Regions from separate parts of the Homo sapiens genome. Here region 1 is linked to region 2. A link is a contact called in ENCODE Hi-C or POLR2A ChIA-PET data. All regions are on one chromosome and are shown on one strand. Each heading gives the region's core, a stretch centred on a gene start or an enhancer-like site at or near the end of the contact. The rest is flanking DNA. Distances are from core to core; before and after follow the strand shown. Region 1 has its middle 15 kb from the start of MAPK13. Region 2 holds the start of BNIP5 (BCL2 interacting protein 5).

The links. A loop is a pair of places that touch in the nucleus more often than their neighbours do. ChIA-PET counts read pairs that join two places held with the same protein, here RNA polymerase II (POLR2A). Pooled maps may share reads with other maps.
Region 1: a loop to region 2 is called in a pooled map, with 2.4 times the contacts of the local background. The contact joins the enhancer-like site here to the promoter of BNIP5 in region 2. A Hi-C loop is called at or near these places in 1 of 168 maps with a recorded cell type or tissue (GM13977) and 3 of 50 pooled maps. POLR2A ChIA-PET finds 5 or more read pairs at or near these places in 3 of 52 experiments (CD4-positive, alpha-beta T cell, CD8-positive, alpha-beta memory T cell and OCI-LY7).

Annotation. Positions count from the first base shown.
Region 1 is chr6:36,112,359-36,118,721 of GRCh38, forward strand. It overlaps a transcript of MAPK14 not described here. Among named protein-coding and RNA genes, the nearest start is that of MAPK13, 15 kb to the right of the region's middle. RefSeq lists an enhancer at 2,880-2,959. Within about 2 kb of position 2,898, at least 6 of the 41 ENCODE cell types and tissues checked have a DNase peak (open chromatin) inside an H3K27ac peak, as active enhancers do; they include CD4-positive, alpha-beta T cell and OCI-LY7, where a contact is called at or near this core.
Region 2 is chr6:36,333,758-36,340,167 of GRCh38, forward strand. It overlaps BNIP5 (BCL2 interacting protein 5), which reads right to left and starts at 3,131. Exons shown (of 12, transcript NM_001010903.5): 1 at 2,955-3,131.

The DNA.
Region 1 (6,363 bases), core at 1,648-4,147, 220 kb before region 2:
TCCACTTAAAACGGGGACCAAAATTTCATATGTGGTGGACACTGGGGGATAGGGGAAACCTGAATGGAACTTTAATCATGAAAATGGAACAAAATGACAAAAGCATGTTCATAATTTTAAAGATATATTAATTCTGACAAGGAAATTAAGTTGTTTTTGAAGTGAAACTGATTTTGTATCTTACAATAATTTTCTCATTTGATTTTTGCAACGTGATCATAGAAGGAAGTTTTGCAAAAATATTTGAGGGCTTCATCAGTTTTCAGAAGGCCTCTTGATATTTTGATATTCACATTCTTTTTTATAAGTATCTATCGGTGATCACCTCCTCAACTTTCCTTTTATTGTTAACTGGTCTGAGTCTGTCACCCACACTTTTCAGAGCTTTTGCTTAAGGTTTGAGCAGTTTTCTAGCATTATTTATCAACTTCATCAAATCCACCACCATTTGCAAGATTTGTGATTATTGCAATTAAGTTGCATTCTATTTGTGTCATTTGTCATATGCTTACAGTATAACCATAGAGACTAACAGAAGACCAGAATACAGTGGGCAGGATAAATACATTGGCTTCAGGTACTTAAGAAGCAAAGAGGGACTAACTTTTTATAAATAGCTCATTAGTGAATGTTTTCACATTGGGATGACTTTCACTTCTCTATATAATTTGGTAGCTGCAAGGACTTGGTTAATGAATATGCAAATAATAAAGACCCCCTTTTATTTATAATGCAGATATGTTTTAATAATGTACATGCCCTTTGAACTTAGCATTTACACTTCTCAGAAGTCTTCAGCCTGAGCAACATAGCTGGGGACTCTTGACTCTACATTAGCCAGGTGTGGTGGTGCATGCCTTGTAGTCCCAGCTGCTTGGGAGGCTGAGGTGGGAGGATCTCTTGAGCCCAGGAGTTCAAGGCTGCAGTGAGTCATGGTTGTGCCACTGCATTCCAGCCTGGGTGACATAGTGAGACCCTGTCTCATAAAAAAAAAAAAAAAAAAAAAAAAAGGTCTTAAGTGCACAAAGTAGAATGTTTTTCAGTGTCACATTCTTTGTACAGCAAAATACTGGAAGTAACCCACATATCTATGAATAAGGACTTGATTGAATAAGATGGTCATCTGTGCAGTGGAATACCATCCAGCTAGGCATGGATAGATGTGCAACATACATTGTGAAGGAGAAAAAGTCAGTGGCAAACTGTAGTATCCTAGCCCCCTTTTTTGTTGATAGGTAATGCCTGGCTAGGAAATGAATATACATTGAACTGTTAGCAACCATCTCTAGGCAGTGGGATTGTGCCCTTTAATTTTTATGCTATTTCTGTAATGTGTACCTTTTTTTACACTGAGAGTTTTGTTTTGTGATCAGAAGAAACCTTTTCTTTCTTTGTTTTGTTTTTTAATGAGAAAGGTGTTTAAAAGTCTATGTGACCTGGGGAACCATTCTCAAATTTCAGTTTTGCCAGGGCTAGAGCCCAGCCTTTCAAGGCAGGAGAACAGTTGCTGGAAAGAAATTGCACCCAGCTGTTAGGCCTCTGGCAAGCAAAGCCGCACCAGTACTTTGTAGCGGCATTCTCCACCCAGCTGGGAGGGTTTGGTTGTTTCTTCTTCAGTAGAAGGGTGTATTTTAAGGATCTTAAGCAGGATTTTTCAATTTTGGCACTATTGGCATCTCAGACCAGATAATTATTTGTTGTGGAAGCTGTCCTGTGCAGTGTAGGGTGTTAGGCAGCATCCCTGGCCTCTACCCACTAATGCCAGTAGCACTCATGCTCCCTTCCCCCAGTTGGGATAGCCAGAGATGTCTCCAGATGTTGTTGCCAAATGGCTTCTGGGGAACAAAATCATCCCTGGTTGAAAACCATGAATCTAACACTTCATCCCTCCTAATCTTGCAGAACACCAAAGCCTCTTTTCTTGAAAAAAGAGTTAACACCCACTGGCCTGTTGTAACTTAAAGAAGTAGTTTGGTGGCCGGGCACGGTGGCTCATGCCTGTAATCCCAGCACTTTGGGAGGCCGAGGTGGGCGGATCACCTGAGGTCAGGAGTTCAAAACCAGCCTGGCCAACATGGCAAAACCCTGTCTCTACTAAAAATACAAAAAATTAGCCGGGCTTGGTGGTGGGCACCTGTAATCCCAGCTACTTGGGAGGCTGAGGCAGGAGAATCGCTTGAACCTGGGAGGCGGAGGTTGCAGTGAGCCAAGATGACACCGCAGCACTCCAGCCTGGGCAACAAGAGTGGAACTCTGTTTAAAAAAAAAAAAAAAAAGTAGCTTGGCATCTTGGAGGAAAAGTACAAATTGGAAAGGCCTTTTTAGACTCAAATACATATTTTTAGGGGAAATATGTTTGGTACTGAATAAAGGTCATTTCATTTCTTAAAAAAAAACAGTAGGTTGAGTAAATTAAGTTATCCTTTGTTCAGAAGTTCTTTGCCATTATCCACAGGCAGAAAATCTGGTAATTAAACTGGGGGTATGACTACAAGATTTTCTTAGACCAGTAAGGAAATAACAAATCTCAATGTGCCTGGTGTGTTGTCGACACTCAAGATACTGGTTAGTCTGCATCTCACGAGTTGACAGGGGGCATCGAGGCTGTCTTGTTAGGGGGAGTTTGCAGCCTTCTGCATCTGGGAACAGTGTGTGTCTCTAAAGCCAACTGGGGAGAGAGCTTCTGAGGACAAATGGTCCTGAGGCAGTTTCTGGAAAACCCATTATTGAAGCCATAGGCTGTGGTCTAAGTACGCATAGCCAGTGGGATAATGTTATATTGCAGAGTTATTTGAGTAGTTCAATTTAAGGAAGGTGCTTTGTTTAGAAGTTATTATAAGTTAAATAAGGAAGTAACCTTCAGTTTGCAACTAAAAATAGAAACTGCCACCACCATTTGAGTGTCAGTTGCAGCAGAAAAGAAGAAGGTGTAAAACCACAGACCCAGCCTAGATTCTTAACAAAAACCAGTGGTTCTAAACTCTTGTCAGATCTATTACCCTTTGCATAACTAATATTTTATAATACCTCTTTTATAATGCTGAGGTGAAATTCATAGATAATTCACACAATTTCAAAGAAAATATAATGATCCAATATAAATGACAAAGGAAAAATACGAATACATTTCCATATATAAGTGCTGGCTGGGCATGGTGGCTCGCACCTGTAATCCCGGCACTTTGGGAGGCTGAGGCGGGCAGAACACTTGAGGTCAGGAGTTTAGGATGAGCCTGGCCAACATGGAGAAACCCGTCTCTACAGAAAATTTTTAAAACGTTAACTGGGGCGGGGCGCAGTGGCTTACACCTGTAATCACAGCACTTTGGGAGGCTGAGGCAAGTGGATCACTCGCCATCCTGGCCAACATGGTGAAACCCCATCTCTACTAAAAATACGAAATTAGTACAAGATAGAAAAATTAGTCAGCTGTGGTGGCACCCACCTGGGTCCCAGCTACTCAGGAGGCTGAGGCGGGAAAATTGCTTGAACCTGGGAGGTGGATCTTGCAGTAAGCTGAGATCATGCCACTGCACTCCAGCCTGGGCAACAGAGGGAGACTCCGTCTCAAAAAAAAAAAAAAAAATGAAAAAATAAAAAGTTATCTGGGCATGGTGGCACACACCTGTAGTCCCAGCTACTGAGGAGGCTGAGGCAGGAAGATTGCTTAAGCCATGGAGGTTGAGGCTGCAGTGAGCCATGATCATTCCACTGCACTCCAGCCTGGGTGACAGAGTGAGACCCTGTCTAAAAAAAAATAAAAAGTAAATTCTCAGGCATAGCTACATAAAAGAAATAATGAAGTAGTTAGATGCTTGTACCTATACATAGAATCACCTTGAATATGACAGCTCCAAATGCGTACTGATACAGTTGTGTTGTCTTGACAACTCAGATACCATGGCTGACTGCTGTCAGTCATGATTTTTCTGAAAGTGGTAAGCAACTCTTGGTAAAAATTTCAAACAAACAATTAGAATCTTTTTTTTTTTTTGGACAGGGTCTCAGTCTGTTGCCCAGCCTGGAGAACTTTTTTATTTACTCAGTTGTGATCCTGGGAAATGTAAGTATATTAATATGCAGAAAAGTATTTGTTTGATATGTAAAACCAAGTTACAGTCTAGGCTCAGATAATCATAAATAGTTTTTTCCACCTTCATGAATGTCCAGCAGGATGTTTGTAATGTGAAGCAATTCTTGTTAAGAATCCCACTCTGCACAGTGGCCCGTGCATGCTCATATCAGTAATACTCCTGATCAGTATGATAACCAAAAATGGCCCCAGAGATTTCAGTGCACCCGCTGAGAACTGCTGACAGATCAAATGACTCTGGGACACCTGGAGTCCTAAGAAGTGAAACCTCCACAATGCAGGACAGACCTGGCTCCCTATGGTCTTCCTTCCTTCCTTCACCTCCTTCCCCCTACTTTCCTTACCTCCCTACTAAAAAGTAGTTCTTTTAATGAACTGCTACTGTATGTTAGGCAATTTACATTCTTGCATATTCTATACAAGTAATGTCTCTTTCTCAGTCACGTTACAACTGAGGCTAGATTCAACAGACTATCCTGATATCAACGTTGAAAGACTCCTGGTTCCAAAGAGTTTTATAGCATTGGTGTTAGACAATCCTCTTTTGGTTTTTTTAAAGAAAATTTAAAAAAATTAATTCAGCATAATTTCCATAAGGACTCCCTGGCTGCTGCTGGCCAAATTGGGGAGGAGTCCCTGGCAGCCACAGCCAGGCACTGGTGCCTTATCTTGTTCAGCACACACTGGGTCTCTCTCCCTAGTTCCAGGCCCCTTGCCCTCGCTTCTCTACTCATCTGGGATAGAAATGCACCTCCAGGCCTCTGAAGAGAAACTACCTTTTCCCTCTTTCAGCCAAAAGGGCTCAAGCCAGCACTCGCTTTGTATGTCCTAGAAGATGAGCATGCTTCCCTCTGGCTCTCTATAGCAGTGCTCTAATGGGACAAAGTCACTGTGTGCTCTTGCTTTCTCTCCTGGTCTTTGTGCGTGATAGTCCCTCTCTCTAGAACCCTCTTCCTCCTCCTCATTCCTCTGAGCTAATGTATTCGTTCTTCTGTTCAGCCTTGACATCACTCCCTCAGTAAATTTCTGACCATTCCCAAGCCTGGATTAGCTGTGTCTTCTGCATGCACCCTGTAATCTGGAATGATCATTGGTGGCACTGATTACACTGCTTTATCATTGCTTGCTGTTTGTACCACCTGCTCAAAAAAGAAAAACATATAAAGGTTAAGGATACAGGCTCTGGAACCTTTGATGTGATTAAGTAATTTGCTCAAGATTGTACCAATAATAGAGAGTGGGGCTGTGAGGACTAAATGAGTTAAGACATGAAAAACCCTGAGTATACAGTAAATGCTAAATACTGGCTTAAGGCTGCATGTCATCGAAGACAGATCATGTCTTGTTCACTGTGGTGTCCCTGTCACCTAGCTTGGTACCTGGCACACAGTAGGCATTCAGTCCTTATTGACCGAGTCCATAAATGACTGTCAGCTTTTAATCCCTTGCAGATCACCTTGTCTTTTGCTTCCTGTTTTTACAATCAATAGTCTTTAGAAGCAAAGATCATTTAAAGAAAAACCAAATATGTAGGGGTTATCTGCCTTGCCTAAGAAATGGTGCTGTGTGGAATTTCCTTGTTTAAGAAGAGATACGTGTTAGAAGAATTGGCTTCTGATTCTCTTTGCTGTGTCTTGCTGTGTAATTCAAGTTGGCTGCACAGCAATTTAATGAATTAGAACAAGAACCAAAAGATTATTGAAAGTGGCTGATGGCCATAATCTAGATAATTCCTACTGTGTCCCCATCCATCTGCCACTTTAAAATGAAAATAGCAAGGCAAAAGAAAGATAATTGGAAGGCATTATGGTGTCTTGCACCCTCATTCAGCCATTCTACAAATATCTATTAGGTACCTTCCATCTGTCAGGCACTGGGAATATGGGAAAGAATAAAAGTCAAATTCCTGTCCCCATGGAGTTGTTCGTTGTTTTCATGGGAAAAGGCAGTGGTAAACAATGACTGTACCATCTCGCTGGCACCCCTAGAACAGAACATCTAAGCACCTGTTGCTGGAGGCCATTTCTGGGCCGGTGCACCTTTGATCCACCTCCCTGGCACTCAACTGACAGACAACAGGATTTCTCGTGGCGTCCAGGGCTGCATGTCCTCTTGGGTTACCTCGACCTGATCAGCTGGCTCCACTGTGTGTTTCCAGTGTGAGGTGTGAGGTCACCATCCGCTGCCATTACACAAAGACCCATTTCCCCTGGGCCATTGCTCAAGTATGACAGAGCTGATTGTCCTGTATGGAAACTCAGCCACTCACA
Region 2 (6,410 bases), core at 1,881-4,380:
AGTTCTATGTGATTTAAGCTCACATTTAAAAAAGAGTAAGCTGACCAGAAATATTTACTGAACGGTGTCAGGGTTCTCTCTGCATTTTCCATATGTTCCTGTGGTCAGGGAAAATTGGATGGGGTTGTCAGAGAAGCTGTTCATTAACAAAACCACAGAACCAGGACACTCTTGTTCAGCTCAGCCTCTCTTCCGTCTGCACAGATTTGGCTCCATGGGACCCATCGCACGGAGGACCGGCGCTTCCTTACCCAGTTAACGGGAAGAGAGATGCAGTAATCTTTTAAAAAGCTGTCATTGCTATGGAAACGGTTTTCGCCATTGCCAATGGCAGCAGTATCCTCCTACCACATTCCAAGGACACGCTGCTCCTCCTGATCAGAACATTAACACAATCCCACCAGCACATGCTTTCCCTGATGTTTTTTCAGGAAAGCTGCGGTGATTTGGCCGCTCCCTCCCTGGAATAACCGGTGCCCTGAGCCCCCGGGGAGATGAGAGGAACTAAGGCCAGGAGCCCCCGCAGCTGCTGCTGCTGAGCCCAGAGGCAGGCAGGAAGGGGGCCTCTGCTATCCAAGAGTTTCCCCAGTGAAGAGATTCCAGGGTCTCCCAAGGTTTCCTAATTCCAAATCCAGTGGCCTCTTCCCATGTCTTGTCCTCCCTTACGTGCTTCAGTATTTGATACCAGCCCTACTTCCTTCTTTTCTCTTTCCTCTCTGGGTGGCTGTGACTGTCCTCAGTCCAGCTCTCTCCTCCCTCTCCCCCGCTCCAACTGCTCCTCCTCTGTAATGTTCCAAAGATTGTCTTCAGCTCTAGGCCAGGGATTGAGACAGCGCGGCTGACTGGGGAAGACACACCCACACGCCCCCAGGAAGACCCCTGAAGAACCTCTGCGGATGGGGTGTCCTCAGTCTCTAAGCCCTGGGAAGCTTGTCTTTTAATCCTAATAACCTCCCCTTTCCTACATGTGCCAAAATTAAACCGTTCAAGACTTTCCAAATATAAAATTCTGCTATCCAGGATTTATCAAAGCAAGACTTTCCTTTCCTTTCTTCTTCTTTTTTTGTTTTGTGCCCCAGGTGCTCAACTACGTTCAGTCCGACCACCAGGGAATCCCACCCTGTGCAGACTGTGCTCCAGACCAGGAATCCTAAGTGAGCAGCGTGGTCTCACTATGCGGAAACCCAGCTGATCTTGTAAACTTGTTATTGCCTTGGCCGAAAGTGGATGTCAGAGCAAAGTCCAAATCAGCTCAGAAATACCCAAGTGATCTGCACATCACAAGACTGCTTCTGATAAGATGTGACATTTACCGGTGACATGTCCAGCAACAGCAACAAAGAACCAGAGAAGGCTCACAAAGCTGACCCTGGAACGGGAAGTTTGCTTGCCTTCCCCAAGCTTGCTGCTGTGTGTTGTTTACTTTCTAAGTTGCACGGTGACCTCATCTCTATGCTGTTCTCTAATTTGTTCACCTGGCCGCGTTACTCTCTAACTGCTCTGGTGCCTTTCATGGAGATAACTTCGCGGCTCCCCTTCTCCACCCCATGATTCACACAATAGAAACTTCACAGAGAGCCAACCTGCTGCACACCCACAGCAGCACCCTGAGGGACAGAGTGTGTGGCACACACACGTGGACCCACAGTCAACACCACAGACATCCACGTGTCACCAGAACACACTTGTGCACACCACAGACCAACATGGACTCAAGACGCCCTGTATTTCTCCTGTCCCAAGTGTAAGGGAATAATTATGTGACCAAGCTCACCGCTTGCCATCGGTCCTAACTCTAAATTCCATGAGAGGGGACCTGAGCCTGGGAGGCTCTCAGTGTTTGTGAAACAAACAAATGATACACAGGCATGTGCAAACCCAAACCAGCTCACCTTCATGCAGCCACACGGCGTCCAGAGAGCCGTTTCATTGACATGATCTCATTTCATCTTTGCCAGGAGCAGTGAATCAGATGGGCTAACAGTGGGGCACTGAGGCTCCGGACCATTAAGAGACACGCCCAAGGTCACATAGCCGGGAAGCAGAGAGCTGAGACTCTCCCACTTCTCCCGATTCAAATCCTACATTCTCTATTCTACACCAAATGGCCTCATGTAAGCATAGATACACATGCACGCACTTACACATGGACTTAGGGGAGAAACCTGCTATTTCACACTGATGGAGGTAATCACAGTCACATACACACCTACCATGACCTATGCACATGGAGTCACACAATCACGTGTGCCTAGGTATAGACACCCATGCCCTCCCCACCCCATTCTGTCCTCTATCCAAGACCACGGGCAATGCAACACTGTGTGAGGAGTCGGTCAGGACTGTGGGTTATAATCCACCTCCCAGCCTCTACATTCCCATCCAAGAGAGCAGTAGACCATGAGTTATTTTAATAAGATTTCCCCATTCTTGGACTAACTTCCAAAAACCTTAAAACTCATAGAACCTTAATTTAACCATAGGTCATAATAACACCTCTCATTTATCAGGGGGTTCCCTCATGTACCTTCACATAAAGTCTATAACTTGACCTCTACCACATCCTGAGGGAAACTAGCAGGTGAGCTATGTAATGCTGCCCCATCCTACAGACAAGAAAACTGAGGCCCAAGGAAGTGAAGTTCCTTGCTCAGGGTGGCGGCTAATAAGCAGGATTGGGACTTGAATACAGAGTTTTAAGTCCGAGTGAGCCCAGAGCCCTTTGAGAAACACCCCGTTGAGATAATGTCATTGAACCTTGCTCCCTCTTTTTAGAGATAAGAAAACTGATCCCCCACCTCCACCCCCATTGCCTCTCTGGGAGGGCCCAGCATGCTGGAAGCAGCATTGGGACTGGACTCTTGGTTTGACACCCAGGACTAAACTCTTCTCCGGACCCCAAGATACATACCCACTGCTCCCGCCCCCAAAGGAGAGGGTATTGTTCAACCAACCTTGGACCACAGAAATCGCTTCTGTCCTGAACACCCTGGGCTGGGATCTTCAGACAAGAGGTCTCTGTGTTAGGCTCTGCTCCCTGTCAGCTGGAAGTTGTGTCCAGTGAGAAGTCAGACCCAGCTCTCCCAGGGAGAAGATGCCACTACTTTGGTGCTGGCAATTTTCTGAGTGTCTCAGAAGATGCTTTGGCCGTCCATATATACAGTATCTCCCAGGAACTGAGCTCATGGCAGCCAATCCAGAGAGCCATGGGCTGGCTCACCTTCCTCCACCTGTTACCACCCATCCCAGGACTGCTCCCCGCTCCTCCAATGATAAGAGGCTTAGCTCAGCTACCCTGGAAAAAACAGTTTCACTTGTCAACTTCCTTATTGCACCCAAACCCCAGTAAGAAACCAAAGCTCAGAAAATAACCTAAGGTCTGGCTGGGGAAAACCCCACCTGTAGAGTTGAAAACAAGACTTAATGGGAAATGCAGGTTAGGGGGAGAAAGTCGAGGTGGCTTTATTGCCTTTACAACATCCCTCAGTTATCTTTGAAGATTAGTGGGGAGGGAGGTACCTAGAAAGAAAGGTCAGCGATGGGATACATACATCCCTTGACCTGGAGACAACCCAGAAGGAAGAGCCCACAAGAGCCACGTGTTCCAGATCTGCTATGCCCGGGAAGGGTTGCCATGGATCTTGAGAGAACATTCTAAGAAGTCTTAAAAAGTCAGATTTCCACTTTCTGTAATGCCTTATTTTAAAAAATAGAGTGTAAATACATGTTTATAATCAGAAAAGAAAAACATGTTTTATTAAAATGAAAGCAAAGGCCGGGCACGGTGGCTCACACCTGTAATCCCAGCAATTTGGGAGGCTGAGGCAGGCGGATCACCTGAGGTCAGGAGTTCGAGACCAGCCTGGCCAACATGGCGAAACTCCATCTCTACTAAAAATACAAAAATTAGCCAGGTATGGTGGCAGACACTTGTAATCCCAGCTACTTGGAAGGCTGAGGCAGGAAAATCACTTGAACCCAGGAGGCAGAAGTTGTAGTGAGCTGAGATCGTGCCACTGCACTCCAGCCTGGGTGACAGAGTGAGACTCTGTCTCAAAAAAAAAAAAAAAAAAAAAAAGAAAAAAAAAGAAAAAAATATTAAGAAATTCTGTTTTGGTTCATTAACACAGGGAGGCATCACAAAATATATATGGAAGCACCAAACTTTGGAGTCAGCCCCATCTGGAGACACCTGCCAGCTGTGTAACCACAGCAGGGGACATGATGTCACTGAGCTTGTGCTCACTTATAAAACAAGTAGTCATCTCAGAGGGTAGTTGGGCCAAATGCGATAATGCTTACAAAGAAAAGAAGAAGGCCAGGCATGGTGGCTCACATCTGTAATCCCAGCACTGTGGGAGACCAAGGTAGGAGGATTGCTTGAGCCCAGAAGTTCAAGACCAGCCTGGACAACATAGTGAGATCTTATCTCTACTAAAAATTTTAAAAATTAGCCAGGCATGGTGGCACATGCCTGTAGTCTCAGCTACTCAGGAGGCTGAGGCAGGAGGATTGCTTGAGCCCAGGAGGTCAAGGCTGCAGTGAGCCATGATCGTGCTACTGCACTCCAGCCTAGGCAACAGAGTGAGATCCTGTCTCAAAGGAAAAAAGAAGAAAGGAAGGAAAGGAAGGAAAAAAAGAAGGAAAGAAAGGAAGAAAGGGAGGGAGGGAGGGAGGAAGGAAGGAAGGAAGGAAGGAAGGAAGGAAGGAAAAAGAAAGAAAGAAAGAAACAAAGAAAGAGAAGGAAAGGAAGGAAGAAAGAGAAGGAAAGGAAGGAAGGAAATGTATGGAGTGCCAGACATCTTTCTTTCTGTGTATTAACAGTGCCTGGTACTTGTAAGGGCTCAATAAAGGGCCAATGTTTTATTACGGGCAACAGAGTTATTAATGCTTCATTCATTCTGTCAACAGGTTTTGGATCCAGCTATGTGACAGACACTGTCTCAGCACTAAATTTAGAATTTATTAGTCCAAGAAGTCACTCAGCCTTCAAACAAATGTTAAATAATATTACATATTTTTCATTTATTTAATGAAACTATTGTGTCAACCACTTCTTCCAGGCCCTGTGTGTATTGTATGTGTTCTTTCTTATTCCAAGGTGAATATGCCCAGCCTGGCCCAGCCCTCATGGAGTCCATAAAGTAGTTGGGAAGAGAGAAACACACAGAGAAAAATCATACAAGCAAGCAGAAGGGAATAGGAAGTTGTTTAATGCGTACAGAGTTTCAGTTTGAGAGGAATGTGGTACCACTACCTCCACCATTCAACCATCTCCACAACTTTTGAGATGTGGAGGATTTTCACAAGGCACACTCAAACTCAACTTTTGAGTTTGGAGATGGTTCAATGGTGGAGAGTGGTACAACAATCAAAATGTGCTTAATGCCACTGCACCGTACACTTTAAAAAGGTTACAACAGTCAACTTTATGTCATGCATATTTTACCACAATAAAAAGAAGGGGAGGGGCAGACAGCCACGTGGCACACCGTGCAGACATCTCCCATGTACCCAGCAATCCCATCTGCAGGTACATACGCTCCTAGGTTCTCACGGGAGGGAGAACCATCATGGGCAGCTCTGGGCATCCCACGCCTTCTCCATCAGGGGTCCGGGGGGCAACCTAGCCCTGTGCTCAGTGCCTGCCAAAGACCATATCCTGGAGACGATCTCCACGATCTGGAGACAGACTCTGGCAGCTGCCTGTCCCAGGGCCAAGGTCGGCTACACTACGAGTGAGCCCCCATGCAAAATGAAAACAAAGCACCCTTGTTCAAAACGTATTAATAGTTTCAAGACAGACAGCAGAACATTAAACCAAGCCCCCTGCCCTTCTGAGTGCACACCCTGTGCAACAGTCCAGGTCACACAGCCTTGAAGGGGGCTCTGAAGGTGACAGTTCCCAACCATGTGCTGGGAGGGAAGATGGCAGAGGGAGAGAGAGGGAGATTGAGAGAGAATATCTTTAAAATTTTTATTTAAGTATAACGTATAAAAAGGTGCACAGATCACAGGCAGACAGCTCAATGAATTTTCACGAAGGGAATAAACCTGTGTAACCACCACCCAGATGAAGAAAGAGAACATTCCTGGCACCCCAGAACCCACCTTGTTGCCCTCACGACTCCCAGATTAGATTAGTTTTGCCTATTTTTGAGCATCATCGGTCTGCATGTTTTCTTTTATGCCTGGCTTTTCTCACCGCATGTCTGCGGGACTCAGCCATACTGCTGTGCTGTCATTCTCAGACGGACAATCCCAAGTGTCAGAGCCCATGTGGGGCAAACAGAATTCTCATACGCTGCTGGTGGGAGTGGAAAATGGTGCAACTACTTGGAAAAATCGGCTGGCAATATCTATCAAAGCTGAACAAACACCTGCCCTGTGACCCAGCAATTCCACCCCCA